Regions from separate parts of the Homo sapiens genome. Here region 2 is linked to region 1. The links are chromatin contacts, found by Hi-C in ENCODE. All regions are on one chromosome and are shown on one strand. Each heading gives the region's core, a stretch centred on a gene start or an enhancer-like site at or near the end of the contact. The rest is flanking DNA. Distances are from core to core; before and after follow the strand shown. Region 1 overlaps PLCE1 (phospholipase C epsilon 1). Region 2 overlaps PLCE1 (phospholipase C epsilon 1).

Region 1 (7,690 bases), core at 3,594-6,093:
GAATCATAATCTGCATTTTAATAAGATCCCCATGAACATTTAAGGTTGTAAATAGCCAGGGCCCTAGATCAGTGATTCCCAAACACAAGGCTTTATTAGAATCACTTAGGAAAACTTTATGTAAGGACAGATTCCTACTCCCCTCCCCAGATCTACTGAATTAGACACTAAACTGTGGAGTCTACAATAGGATATTCTGAAGAAACTCTCCCAGCTGGTTCTGAAACCAAGGTACATCTAAGAATCACTGGGCTGTAAATAGTGTTGACATATGCATAAGTGACCAAAGTGGGTCTCATTGCACGTGGGCCTCAAAACACAGGTTGGAGAACCAAACTAATCGTCGCCACAATTCCTGCTCCAGGCACCAAGACATGACCCCAAACTTCAGTCCAGGGGTGGAATGTAAATAAATATTGCTGATTCACATTTCAGAAGTTTTCTAGAACATTTAAGTGGATTTGAAAAATACTCTTTAAAGGATTGTTTGTACAAACATCATACTCTTTCCATTCCTTGTTTGGCATAGAGTTTAATCAGATTTAAAATGGTGAGAGTTCTGTGTAAGGTTGTATGTTTCTTTTCTTCCAGGGCATGTAAAACAGGACATCTGGGTTTTATCATTAAAATACTAAAACATGTCCAGTATTTTTAGGAAATTTAGGCCTGAGTTTATGTGCTACAGGTGTTGAGTATATTTGACAGAAGGCTGGAGTCTAGTAACTTAGAGTTAAAAGGAAAAATATATGTGTGCCTGCCAATTTTGTTTCAGATAATACTTGATGAAAACATTTAAGTTTTGATTTTTCCAGCACTTTGAAAAATAGGAGAAAATAGAAATAAATCTTTTAGTCCATTTTAAAGGCAAATAGTTTTCAGATATTCTTTGTTTTATATTATATACTGAGCTTTCATCAACTCATAGCAAAACTTGCTTTGCAGATCTCAATTTGCCTATAGTACCTCATGGGCATAAAAATATCCTTTACAAATTTCTGACCTCTTCCAGAAAAGATATAAAAGCATAGAATTCCAAGCATGAGGCTGGTTATAATGTAGGTATGTTCTATGAATGAATATAAGAAATAATGCTATCCAACACAGAGACTGGGGAGGGACTAAGTGGTGGAACAGCAAGGGATATGTAATAAGACACTTCAAAAATTGTAATTTCCAAATTCAAAGAAACACCACAATTCAATGCAGGTGCCTCACAAAATCAAATGCCATATCTAGAAATCATTGACTATATGCCTATTAATATTAGTAAAATTGGCTAACCTTTCAACTGTGGGCTTAAGTATGTAAAGGCACTTTCATATTATGTCCTTTAGTCCCACAGTTCTGTAAGGGAGGTGTTGCTCGTAGGCCTGCTTTCAACTGAAGGGCATAGAAGAGAGATTAAATAATTGACTCAGTATCACACAATTGGTGATACTAGAGCTGAGACTTAAAGCCAGCACCTCTGACTTCACACCTGGCCTACCCTACGCATCTAGTACAGAATATTTGTCCAGTCAACAGACCAAAAAAATGATCTTTTTTTTGGCTTTGGTTTCGTTTGGTGTTTTTTTGTTTGTTGTTTGTTTGTTATTGGTATAAGATGTCACGTTTTAATATTTGAATGGTGTTTTTTTTTTTTTACTTTTCAGTTTCTATCATCTATGCCGTAAGCACTTCCCAAGTAAATATTTCTTGAAAGAGATTTCTTGAGCCAGATGTACAACATGTCTTTACTCCTCTGAGGTTAAAACTCACCCTTTCTCTACAAAAAAAGCAAGGCTGGTATTTGGCCCCCATTCCTTCTGAGGATCTTTGTGACCCCTAAATTATCAGACCCCTAGGCTCCCAAACAGGTCTGTCACTTTTACAGGAACTGTCAACACACCCCCGAAATTTTTTAACTGACCACCCTGAAGAAAACAAGCAGGCTTTAACTTGAGCTTGCTCACCAAAATCACTCAAGTCCTTCCAGCTGCATGGCCCCAGTCTCCAAAATAAATCCCCTTCCTCTGCTGGTCTGAGGCTCACTTCAGCCTCCCCACGTCCTAGGCTTTGAACTCCTGTGACTTTTAACCTTGGCTTTGTGCCTGTTGAGCTGTTAATCAGGGTCTCCAGCCCATAATCAGCAGCTGGTGAGCAGCTGCTCCCTCCTTTCCTAAAACAGATCCTAGCCAGAATTTTCCCTGAAGGGCTCTTCCTGCCAGCTTCCTCTCTTCTAGGAAGCAGAGGAAGTTTTCTTCCTTTGGCTTCTCCCTCTCTGGCCATTCCTAATGAAGACAAATAGCAATGGCACCATTATTTCTCCTGTTTTCCTTGTTGGGGCCTCCCTTCTAGAATTCTTCCCCAAATCTCTATTCTCCTCTGCCCTTTCCCTTCTGTAGCCCAGTCTGCAGGGCACAGCTGGTGGTACCTTCTGGCTGAAGCTAGAGGGGAAAAGTTCAAGGCCAGCATATCTGAAATTCTCCAGACAAGTCTGCCGCCACTGCCACCTCTTGGACTCCGTTCAGCCTGCTGAGAGCTGTGTCGTGGGAGGCCCTAGGCTGGACACCCTTGTTTTCATGGCCTGGACTCTTCTCCCTTTTGTTCCTTGGCTTTTGCCTAACTAGGACCCACTGCCCCCATCTTTTAGGCCATCTGAGGTTAGTGCTCTAGCAATTGCTGCTGCTCCCAGCTCTCCTCGTCCTCCTTATCCACCACTTCTTCACCCAGTAAGCCTGCCTATGAAGGCCTACAGAGGGAGGGCAGGTGGCAGTGTATCAGACTGTCTTCACAGAGATGACAAATGCAGCAAGTTATGACTGTAGGTGTCCTGAGGTGACATCTGGGCTCTAGCCTCAGCATTACCACTCACTAACTGGGTGACCTTTGCAAGTCACCTAACATCTCTGATTCTCTGTTTCTTCATCTATCAAATAAGAGAAATGGACTAAATAATGTCTAAAGTCTTTTCCAATTCAAACATTCTACAGTCCATTGATTTATTCGTTGTTACATTATGTAGTAGAACCGCATAGCTAAAAGTTGGTCTGCTTTCTGGATTATTCCTTCATGACAGCCTTGGCTATGAAATAACAGTTGGCCTTCATCTCCTCACTTTGGAGTCTAAAGAAAAATCTTCCTTCATGTCTTGGTTTTAGAGTTCCTCCAATGACATATTGATTCTGGATTTATGACACCAATTATAAAATCCTATGCTGCTGTTTCTGTTTCTACCTCCTATAACCCACCCACCCCAAGCGGTTTCTAGAGAAGGAGGGGTGTATTTTTGGTTTGGCCAGGTGCAGGTAGAGGACCTACTGAACTACTGGTGGAGACAAGCCCCTGCTATGTCCTCTTCAAGCTAAAAGAGCTCAGAGAGACCCCTGTCAATATTGCAGCATTATTCTAAATGTTAATTAATGTTCCTTTGAAAAAAAAATTACATGGTCAAAAGAACTTGAGAAATACTGAATATTAGCTGCTTCTTAAAGGTTTATCGTGCATATTAGCATATTAAAGCCTCCAAAAATCCTGCCCCTAAAAACCTTTTGTTTATTTATTTAGGAGACTGAGTCTCCCTCTGTCACCCAGGCTGGAGTGCAAGTGCAGTGGCGTGATCTCGGCTCACTGCAACCTCTGCCTCCCAGGTTCAAACGATTCTCCTGCCTCAGCCTCCCAAGTAGCTGGAATTACATGTGCATGCCACCACACCTGGCTAATTTTTGTGTTTTTCTTTTTTTGAGACAGAGTCTGGCTCTGTTGCCCAGGCCGGAGTGCAGTGGTGCCATCTCAGCTCACTGCAAGCTCCGCCTCCCGGGTTCACGCCATTCTCCTGCCTCAGCCTCCAGAGTAGCTGGGACTACAGGCATCCACCACTACGCCCAGCTGATTTTTTGTATTTTTAGTAGAGACAGGGTTTCACCGTGTTAGCCAGGATGGTCTTGATCTCCTGACCTTGTGATCCACCCTCCTTGGCCTCCCAAAGTGCTGGGATTACAGGCATGAGCCACCACGCCCAGCCAATTTTTGTATTTTTAATAGAGATGGGGTTTCACCCTGTTGGTCAGTCTGGTCTCAAACTCCTGAACTCAAGTGATCCACCCACCTCAGCCTCCCAAAATGCTTATCCTAGAATTTCCTGAAGTCATATGGCTCCAGACACTTTCTTCACAAAATATTTAATACTTAATATCTGGGTAGAACATGTGCCCTGAAACACAGTTTGGGAAACATTACCACAAAACATTGCTGATCTGTTTCTGTCTGGGGTCTTTGGAGCAGAAAGGGATAACAACACTTTCCAGAATATTTATTGAGCATCTACTTTGTGCAGAACATGTGGGAATAATTCAAAATTGGCAGATCAATCTGCTCATCAAGATTTCAAAATCAAATGCTGCAGAGGGTTGCCGCATATGAATAAGCAGGCCAGTCAACAAACAAGACAAATTAAGTACTAAGTGCAGCTTGGAAGTGCTGCAGCCAGGCTGCTGGGCCCTTGTTTGACTCCCCGAATTGAATTCCATACTCTCAGCTGTCAGTCTCAAGTTCCTTTGCTTTGCTCCACCAGTGCGGTTACCACTCCCCAGTTACAGGATCTCATTTCAGGACATTCACTGTTTATATCTTAGGTAGTTGGTGGGACACATCCAGCATTTTTATCCTGTGCTGAACACCCTAGAATTTTTGCCTTTCATGTACAGCTCTGTTAGTTTTTACTCAGAATTAGGATCTGTTCTTTGCCTGGAAAAGATGATGAACTTTTCAAAAAGCAAGAAAGATGATGAAACAGCCAATGTCATGTGATGTGGTTTAATCCCAGCCCATCAAATGTTGTAACCACAGTCCAGTGTACCTGATGTTTCCTGGACAAAGGCCCTGGGTTCTCAGGGTGGCTGCCCTTTTTGAACCTGTCTATGACTCACAGCTATTTTTCCAGGACTTCCCCACCTACCAAGCCATGTCCCTGTGTCCCTACCTCCTCAGAGAGCCCTGACCCAGACCTCTTCCTCTTCTGCTTCCCACCCTTCACTGCCAACTTTCCTTGGATGTTCCATTGATATGTTCTTTCTGAACATTTTTCTTGCCCCTTTTCCTCTGCCTCTCCTTTCTGGCTTCTTTGAAAGAAATGAAGGATCATTCTTTTGGAGAATCTAATCCTTGGAAAGTCCCTCTCTGCTAAACAGTGAAGGGAAGCTGGCCCTGTAATAAAAAGGCCAACATTGTTTCCACAAGTGCTACATCTTGAAGAAGGAGCTGCTTATTATTTTTTAATTATCAGTATTAGTTGACATTTATTGAGCACATACTACTCCTCTCCAAGCACCGGAGCCCTTCATATTTATCGTCCCTTTTATTAGTTTATGAATATAAAGAGACTTTATATTTATCATCGCTTTTATTAGTCACCACACTCCTTATGATACCGGGCATTTTATTATCCCCATCTTATGAGCGAGGAAATAAGAGTCTCAGGGTAGGTAGGAAACTTGCTCAAGGTCACAGAAATAGTGAAAGGCAGAGCCAAGAAATGAACCTACATTCCTTTGGCTCCACATCCTGTGTTTTTCTGTTTCCCAGCACAAGTGACATGAGTGAGAGGTGCTTGACAACATCTTGTTTTGAGTTATGCATAAAACATTGCAGCCAACTCCATGTTGGTGCTGCCCTTCCCAGAAGACTGTCCAAGTGCCTTACTTGCCCAGGGCATCTGGGGACTGCAGTACGGGCAGTAAGGCACGATCATTTACCCTAGAGCTCACAGCCCCAGAGCTGCCTACTTGATCTTCACCCTGAGGAGAGTGATTACATACACTCTCTTCCCCACTGGAACAGAGAAGCTGAGGAGATTAGAATTCCAGTTTTCATCAGATTTATTCCCTTACGAGTTTCATTCACAGATGCTCACCCAACATATATGTACTGGACAGACTGCTGATTTAATTATCTTCTTCTTAATGGTCTGTTCTATCTACCAGTGTCCAGTGGGGCCAGGATGAATTGATCTTGGTGGGATGCCAATATCCTTTGTTTGTTCACACAGATTTGTTTTCAGTGGAATGTACGCCAACACAGGCACACCATTTTATTCCCTTCCGCTCTGTCCTTCCTGCTCCATCATTATTGTTGGCTGGTTGTCGGTCTCCTTCTACTTGCTCACCATTCACATTCTAATTGGTGAAAATTTGCATTTCACCGCAAGTGAAAAAGTGACTTGCGGGCTTACTTTTGCTTACCAGTGACAGGTGCACACCTGCCCGAGGACCAAGAGTGAATCACAGCATGGTCTCCAAACATCGTGACCCTGCTCAGTGGCCCTGGATGACAACCTTCACCTGTCCCCTTTTCCTAAGTAGTGTGGCCTGTGGCCAGAGGCTTCCCCATCCAGGGTACTTGCGTAAGCTATGTTCTTGTCCTTCACTCAGAGAACCTCAGAATGGGTCCAGCCCATTCCAGTGCAGATGAGAAACCCACCACACTCTCACCCTCTGCTGCCCAATCATCTCAGGGAAAATGGAGTCTTCCAGTCATGGACCAAACTGCCCATAGGTCTTCTATGTCATGGCTCCCCTGGTTGCCTTCCCCAGCAACACTAGCCTTCTGAGCCTCTTGGGTGAAGATCAAGCAGGCAGCTCTGGGGCTGTGAGCTCTAGGGTAAATGATCCTGCCTTACTTCCTGTACTGGAGTCCCCAGATACCCTGGGCAAGTAAGGTGCTTGGACAGTCTTCTGGGAAGGGCAGCACCAACATGGAGTTGGCTGCAATGTATTATGCATAACTCAAAACAAGATGTTGTCAAACACCTCTCACTTATGTCACTTGTGCTGGGAAACAGATGAGTAAAACAATGCCTGCATCCAAGGAGCTCCATCTGCAGTGGCAAAGTCCAGGGGGATAGTGGTCACCGTGCAGTATAAAAAGTGCAGCAGGAAGGTTATATTAGCACAGAGGACCCATTAATTATCTGAGGGCTCAGGGACGGCCTCCTGGAGAACATGACATCTGGGCTACTTGGAAGCTAATTGGATGTGGGAATGGAAAGTGAAGGAGTTAAGGACTGGAAACAGGATGGGCTTTGGGTCCTCCAGGTAAGAATGTCCAGTTCATTCTTGGATATACAAGATAAGAGCTAGACATTTGGAGCCAGCAGCAGAGAGAGGATGGGTAAAGGAAAGTTAGTGAAGGAAAACATATATGGAGAGGATGTAGCATAAGAAGAGATTCGAGAAGGGCCGAGACAGAGCAAGGCATGGTAGCACACACCTGTAGTCCCAACTACTGGAGAGGCTGTTGTGAGAGAATCAGCTGAACCCAGGAGTTCAAGGCTTCAGTGAGCTATGATCATGCCACTGCACTCCAGCCTGGGTGACAATGAGACCCGAACTCAAATAAAATAAAATAAAATAGGCCAAGACAGAGCCACAAGAAACACAGCATTCAAAAACCAATACATGCCAGCAGAGTACATGGGCTCTGGGGCCGGCCTGCCTGGGTTGGAATCCCACCTTCACCACTTTAATTAGCTTTATGATCTTAGGCAAGTGATTGCTTCAATTTCATTTCTAAAATGCAAATGATAAGGACATATACCTCATAGGCTTGTTGTAGGATTAAATGAATTAATACCTGTTAAGTAGACTCTGTAAAAGCATTTGGTGTCACTGTTATTTCACTGATGTCGGAAAAGGGCAAACCCAGCCAATGATAG
Region 2 (7,690 bases), core at 1,330-3,829, 80 kb before region 1:
CTCTTGAGTGAGATTTGGAGGATGCAACATCATGGGGGCACATGCCTGGCCCGCAGGGCAGTGAGAGTCTTCTACTCCCTGGCCATTCGTCAGTGTCACCGAAGGAGGTGACCTTCATTTCCACCCTACTCTAAGCTCTTGGCTTTTCTGTCTCCTTTACTAGACTGTGAACTCTGAGGAGAGAAACTATTTTATTTATCCAGCCCTGTCATAGTTTCTGGTATATAAACAGTAACTATTTGTTGGTTTGATGAATGAATGACAAGTCAGCCAAGGCAAGGTGCTCAAGGTGACATGATAGAGACAGCATGATAGAGACAGCACCTTTATTCCCCCATCAGAGAGCTGGATTACCTCACTGCATGTTATGTGTCTCCTCCGTTTGTTTATACACTATCCAGAAGTCTCTGGCTTCTCAGAATGCTTGACAAATTCCAAGTCCTCCCTTCAATAATGTCAAACCTTATAATTTTCAGGCCTCATCGAAGATTGTGAAATCCTGCAGCAGCACAAGAGGTGTCTGCTGCCCCTCACACTTTCCCCACATCTTCCAACACACTGCCTTGCACAGAGCAGGGTCTATATACATGCACATTGAATGACTGCATTGAAATAGATTGGAGACATGGTTAGGAACCTGTCCTAACAGTGCAATCTTCTTGAGACAATGCTTGGTGAATTCGGGTGATAAAAGGAGAAGAAATCAGGATAGTGACAGTGACATAGATGGGGCAAGAAGAGTGAGCAGGATCTGTCAACTTATTGGATATGGGAGGTGAGGGAGGAGGAAGAGAAAAAATGATTCAAATACTTTGATCTCAGCTGACAGTTTGAAGGATTATGCCCAAAGGGGAAATAGGGAAGTTCTCTTTCCCCATGACCCTCTCATCCTCATTTCAGTTTAAGCATGGAGAAAAGATTTCCCATAAAAGTCAGGCTGAAACACTCCATGGAGGGAGACAGACCTGGGACAGTCATTCAGTAATGTCCAGGAAAACCAGAAGGAAAGGTTTGCCTTCATCTCTCTGCAGAAGAGCTTTGCTCTGCTGAGGAGGAGAAATTTGAGCTGAATGTATTTCTGGTTGGTATGACTTGTAAGTTCTCTGTTTGATAGCAGAGTTGTTTGAATGACCTATTTTATAACTACACAGAGCTTTTCCAAATAGATGGTGTCTGTAGAATGTTCAGGTTAATGCATGAGCCGAGTGCTCAGAGTGTTTGCACTTGGAGCATCTGAGCCTTCTTTCTTAATAAGTCATCTTGGCATTTTGTCAACAAGTTAATTTGCTTTCCTAAGAAACTAGATTAATACTTCCTGTACTTTGTGCTATTCACAGATCTACAATGCAGTGAGAAGAGAAGAAACAGAAAATACAGTTGGATCTCTACTCCATTTCCTCACCAAGCTCCCAGCCTCCGAGACAGCCCATGGAAGGATAAGCGTTGGTCCATGCTTAAAGCAATGTGTCCGAGACACTGTATGTGAGTATCGCGCCACCCTCCAAAGGACTTCAATATCGCAGTACATCACCGGTTCTCTCCTAGAAGCAACCACGTCTTTGGGAGCAAGAAGTGGCCTTCTCAGTACTTTTGGAGGATCCACTGGACGAATGATGCTGAAAGGTAATGCCTGAAATTTCACTTTTAACTTTCTATCTTTGACTACAGAGAAGGATCTAAGTTAAGATTTATGTATCTCCTGATGGAAAATTAAGTTCACTTTTCAGCAACTTTAAGTAAAAGTCGCTTCTTTAAGAGAATATAAAAAGGTGGTCCCTTATTAAAATCCCCTAAGGTGTCAACATTCCAAATAGTAATCATTAAGATTTTGAGGCCGGGTGCGGTGGCTCACACCTGTAATCCCAGCACTTTGGGAGGCCAAGGCGGGCGGATCACAAGGTCAGGAGATCGAGACCATCCTGGCCAACACGGTGGAACACCATCTCTACTAAAAATACAAAAAGTTAGCTGAGGGTGGTGGCGGGCGCCTGTTGTCCCAGTTACTCGGGAGGCTGAGGCAGGAGAATGGTGTGAACCTGAGAGGTGGAGCTTGCAGTGAGCCGAGCTCACGCCACTGCACTCTAGCCTAGGCAACAGAGTGAGACTCCATCTCAAAAAAAAAAAAAAAAAAAAGATTTTTGAAACTTTTTTTCAAATGAAGTAAATGGTTAAAACGCTATCTTTAATTTTTTTTTAAATGATTCAGGCAGGTAGTTTCTCCTAGTGGTAGTTTATGACAAATGTCAATTACTATGACAAGATGCTAGGAAACAAATATAGTCAAGCAGTCATATTGAAAACCCACTGTGGTTGGGAGCAGAGTGAAATATAGATCTCCTTCATACATAGAATTAATAGGTGTCTATTGACCAGAAAAGCCAAAGGCCATCTTCCAGCTACTCCCATCTTAAAGGACAAGATAGGCAGGCATCCCACTGAAAGATGAAAGCCAATGGAGTGTGGGGTCCCTTGGCATATGAACTTCCCAGCTACTTCCCATGAGCAGCAGACAGGCAGGTCAGAAATGGCAGTGCACCAAACAACCTCAGAAACTTGTACACTGCATAGCTGTCACAAGCTGCTTGGCAGCCTTCCCTGGCAGGAAGCTGCCAACCAGACAGGGACCATGCAAAGCAGCATTCCACTGCCTGGGGGTTGCCAGAACTCAATCTGACAGCAGCTATTGTCCCTCCATAGCAGGTCCTGAGACCCAAGGCCAGCAGGCCAATGACCTTCCTCCTTGATCCTCAGCCTTCTCCATTCCTACCCACACACACACCCCTAGACAGGCCTAAGAGGAATACTGTAACCTCCTTGTGTACTATGTTGGGTGCCAAGTTGGTTTGTTTTCTGGAGTTGCCCGAACTTCAGGGGATTGGTTATAAATGAATGAAGAATAACAGAAGGTGTGGGAACACTAATGGCTTCATGTTTTTCAGCCATTCAACACATTTTTTGAGCCCCTATTAGGTGTTAGGTGCTGGAAAAGGAACAAAACATAATTCCTGCCCTCATGGAATTTATAGTCTCTAGGTGGTAAGCTGTTTTCCCTACACACAAGACTCAAGGTTTCTCCCCTCTGATGTGGCACCTAGAGAGTACCAAGCCTGCATTCTTCATCATACTCTTCCCAGGAAGTTGGGCTGAGATTGGCATGTGGAATTGGCATTGTTTTAATGCTTGTGATGGTATGCCAGGGCCTTATCCCATGAGTTAATCAACATGTGTAGACTAAACCCCTCCCATTTGGTTTTCAAAGTCTTTTTTTTTTTTTTTCTTTTTGAGATGCAGTCTTACTCTGTCACCCAGGCCGGAGTGCAGTGGCATGATCTTGGCTCACTGCAGCCTCTGCCTCCCAAGTTCAAGTTTCTCATGCCTCAGCCTCCCGAGTAGCTGGGACCACAGGCACACGCCACCTCGTCTGGCTAATTTTTGTATTTTTAGTAGAGACGGGGTTTTGCCATGTTGGCCAGGCTGGTCTCGAACTCCTGACCTCAGGTGATCCGCCCATCTTGGCCTCTCAAAATGCTGGAATTACAGGTGTGAGCCACTGCACATGGCCTTAAAGTTTTTATGTGCCTCAGTTAAACATATTTCTTTAACAATCAGTGGAATAAAATGGATTAAAAACCCAGATGGGTTTCTCACCACAAACAATGATAAGTATGTAAAGCATATGTTAGTTAGCTCAACTGAACCATTCCACAAGGTATACATATTTCAAAACATCATGTTTTACATGACAAATGTATACAGTTTTTATTAACTCATTTTGTGCTCAGTAGTGTGTAGGAAGAAACGGATCTCTAGGCTGCCCAACCAAGGCAGGCACGCCTCTAGTCTTCCACAGGTCTGTGGAGAGAAATAAGGAAGCTGCTGGTGTGTGCATCTATGGCCCTGATCATAATTTGACTTCAATTGTATTTGCACTTCCCTGTTCGAAATAGAACCTCATAGATCAATATTTCTAGCTCTGACACTCACCAGACTGTCAGCTAATGTGTTATCTTTAAATTGGCGTTTTATGCAAGAGTTGGAAGTTTCTTTAACTTTTTGCTTTGAAGCTCTTTGGTGATTTCTGAGAACCCTCTAGAAACTCCTGCTGAATAATACAATTAGCTGGTTGCCTTCTGCTCCAAGCTTATTTCTGTAGTTCTGACTTACTATCTTGGAAACATTTTTCAATTTCAGCATCCTCTCCCATTTGGTTTTCAAAGTCTTTACGTGCCTCAGTTAAACATATTCCTTTAACATGCAGTGGAAGAAAATGCATTAGAAAACCAGATGGGTTTCTCACCACCAAAAATGATAAGTATGTGAGGTAAAGCATATGTTAGTTAGCTCAGTTGAACCATTCTACAATGTATACATATTACAAAACATCATGTTGTACATTACAAATATATATAATTTGTATTTGTCAACTTAAAAAAATTAAGTTAAAAAAAAAGATGGGTCTTCAAAGTCAAAGAGTGTTTACAGAATCTGTAGGATCAGCATATTGGTTAGTGGGTCTTGAACTCTGATGGCCATGTACTCTGCCAGAGGATCAGGAGTACATGCAGCTGCTGTGATGTGGTTGTGAGCTTTTTTTTCTTCTTTAGTATGTGTCCTGTGGCATAGATTTGGCCAACAGCTTTTAGCTATTGGGGAATATATAATACACTCTTAGTCTTCAGTTTATAAATGGGTTATATTCTACAAGTTCATTTCCCAGGAGCGATATAGAACTTAGAACACTTTCCTGGATAAGCAGTATTAAATGTTGTGATTTGGTTCACAGACTCTAGTCCTCAAAAACCTCTGTAACCCATAACACAGTTGTGATCTGCACATTTCCCACGAAATAAAGAGGAAAACACTATTGTTGGAATACTGAGCATTAGCCTCAAAGAAAAAGCAATAGAAGTGAGTTAGAAGACATTTCTTGTTGAGGGGCAATAATTTTATTAAAGATGAGTAAAGAGTTAAACTTTTCAGAGATTTCGAAAAGGAGTTTTAGCCATTTCTGAGATTTTAGATGTTGGCAGCTGTAGCTTTTTGTTATGGCTAATTACACTTCAAAACTTGTACCTATATGAAGGAGTCAGAAAATTGCCCCAGTAATTTTTTCCTAATGTTTTTTAACGAGATGTTTATAAATGGTATGAAGAAGGATGGAAGGAGGTAGCACAAGATTTAAATTTTTCCCCAGAGATAAAGAAAAAGGAATAAGTTCAAAAGAATAACCTCTTCCATAAGAGAAAACATGTTTGAAGTGAATTAAACGGAGTTGGTAAAGGTAGAGAAAAAGGAACAGGGAAAAACAAATGCTGTATGATTTCCCTTATATGAAGTACTTAGGGTAGTCAAAATCATAGAGACCTTAAGTAGAAAGGTGGTTACCGGGGATGAGGAAGGGCAATGGGAATGGGGAGTTAGTGTTTACGGGCTATAGAGTTTCTGTTTTGCCAGATGAAGAGTTCTGGAGCTTACTGGTGGTGATAGTTGCACAGCAATATGAATTTACTTAATACCACTGAATTGTACACTTAAAAATGTTGAGATAGTAAATTTTATGTTGTATGTATTTTATCATAAGAAGAAATAATTGGGAAAAAGGGCATGTTTTGCAGGTCTTTCATCCCCCTCCCTAGTCTATTAGGATGTAAGAAAGAACCGAAACGCTCCTCTTCTGGAAGTGGTTATGATTATGAGATGGGGGTCGTGGTCACCTGTACTAGGCGAAAATAGAAGGAAATGTCCAACAAGTTGATCGTTATTCACAAGTCAAGAACTGGTAACTCGAGGCTTGATTGTCCAGAATTCTGCAGCCTTGGGGCTTTATGGATTGATACAGAAGGCCAATAATCAGAACACAAACATGCCTGCTTTTCTGCCTTCAGTGCCACCAAAGGTCATCTGCCTATAAAGCTGAAGGTTTGCCAAATAACCAGAGACACTTTCTTATGTGAAGCATTGATCCACAAGGATATGCCCTTATCATAAGTGTGTGCTGTCTCAAAGTGGAAAAATAGAGCGCCTTTACCTTTCAGTCAGGAACCTCCACTAGTTTGATACATTAAGATCCTTCTGGCCGGGCGTGGTGGCTCACGCCTGTAATCCCAGCACTTTGGTAGGCCGAGGCGGGCAGATCATGAGGTCAGGAGATCAAGACCATCCTGGCTAACATGGTGAAACCCCGTGTCTACTAAAAATACAAAAAAATTAGCCGGGTATGGTGGTGGGTGCCTGTAGTCCCAGCTACTCGGGAGGCTGAGGCAGGAGAATGGCGTGAACCCGGGAGGCAGAGCTTGCAGTGAGCCAAGATCACGCCACTGCACTCCAGCCTGGGCGACAGAGCAAGACTCCATCTCAAAAAAAAAGATCCTTCCACTTCCTGTCCCTGTGCCCTTTTCCCTCTCCCCATTAATCTTGTTAGAATCTCAGGACTAACACCTTATAGCAGTGGCAGTCAAAAGAATTATTGACTTCGATAATTAGGAAGAAATTTTCAAAGCTATCACCTGCTTTTTCTTTTCTTTTAATGTTTTACCTACTGAAAATTATAAAAACAAGATAAAGTTAAAAGGGAGAGAAAAAATTGAGATAACTGATGGTAATGTGAAGTACTAAAAATGGCAAAATTAGAAAAATAAAGTGATGACAAGAGGATTTTTCATATAAGGCAGCTAAGTGTTTTCAAATGTGCATATTGTACCAGCCAACATAATAAATTGAGTGTGTTAAACTCAATTTTTCCTTCTCAAATTGTTGCTGAGTAAAGCACATAAATTAAAGGATTAAGTGTTACATATAACCGAGACAAAACATAGTTATTCATATTTAAATTGTGTAATAGAGTGGAGGGAAGATGGACCTGCTGAGGCCAGCAAGACATCTGCCATCTTTCTGACAGATGGAGGCCAGCAAGATAGTGCAGACACAGGGTGCCAGGAGGAAAGTCTGTTACTACCATGATGAGAATGTTGGACAAAGCCACCCAATGAAGCTTTACCAATTCTGCATGATTCATAATTTGCTGCTCAACTACAGTCTCCACTGAAAAATGAAAATCTATTGCCCTCACAAAGCCAGTGCTGAGGAGATGACCAAGTACCACAGTGATGACTACATTAAATCCTTGCACTCCATTCATCCTGATAACATGTCTGAGTACAGCCAGCAGGCACAGAGATTCAACATTGGTGAGGACTGTCCAGTATTTCATGGCCTCTTTGAGTTTCGTCAGTTGTCTGTGGGCGGCTCTGTGGCAAGTTCTGTGAAACTTAATGAGTGGCAGACAGACATCACCATGAACCAGACTGCACCATGCAAAGAAGTCTGAGGCATCTGGCTTCTGCTAAGTCAATGATACAGTCTTGGCCCTCCTGGACCTGCTAGAGAATCACCAGGGGGTGCTGCATATTGACCTTGATATTCCACAGTGCATATTGTGCGTATTGACCTTCCATGCCACGGTGATGGCATGGAAGAGGCCTTCTATGCCACAGACTGGGTCATGACTGTGTCCTTTCATAAATGAGGAGAGTACTTCCCAGGAACTGGGGACCTATGGGATATTGGGGCTGGAAAAGGCAAGTATTATGCTATTAACCACCCACTCTGAGATGGGATTGATAATGAATCCTGTGAGGCCATTTTCAAGCCAGATATGTCCGTAGTAATGGAGATGTTCCAGCCTAGTGCT

The links. Hi-C counts contacts between places; a loop is a spot of excess contacts on that map. Pooled maps may share reads with other maps.
Region 2: a loop to region 1 is called in a map of gastrocnemius medialis, with 2.5 times the contacts of the local background. The contact joins two enhancer-like sites. A Hi-C loop is called at or near these places in 4 of 168 maps with a recorded cell type or tissue (aorta, chondrocyte, gastrocnemius medialis and 1 more) and 3 of 50 pooled maps.

The regions. Positions count from the first base shown.
Region 1 is chr10:94,208,553-94,216,242 of GRCh38, forward strand. The region is part of intron 4 of PLCE1 (phospholipase C epsilon 1); the gene reads left to right. Among named protein-coding and RNA genes, the nearest start is that of PLCE1-AS1, 75 kb to the right of the region's middle. Within about 2 kb of position 4,844, at least 10 of the 41 ENCODE cell types and tissues checked have a DNase peak (open chromatin) inside an H3K27ac peak, as active enhancers do; they include gastrocnemius medialis and psoas muscle, where a contact is called at or near this core.
Region 2 is chr10:94,130,837-94,138,526 of GRCh38, forward strand. PLCE1 (phospholipase C epsilon 1) reads left to right here. Exons shown (of 33, transcript NM_016341.4): 3 at 1,338-1,623. It also overlaps the pseudogene HDAC1P1. Among named protein-coding and RNA genes, the nearest start is that of PLCE1-AS2, 26 kb to the left of the region's middle. Within about 2 kb of position 2,580, at least 8 of the 41 ENCODE cell types and tissues checked have a DNase peak (open chromatin) inside an H3K27ac peak, as active enhancers do; they include gastrocnemius medialis and psoas muscle, where a contact is called at or near this core.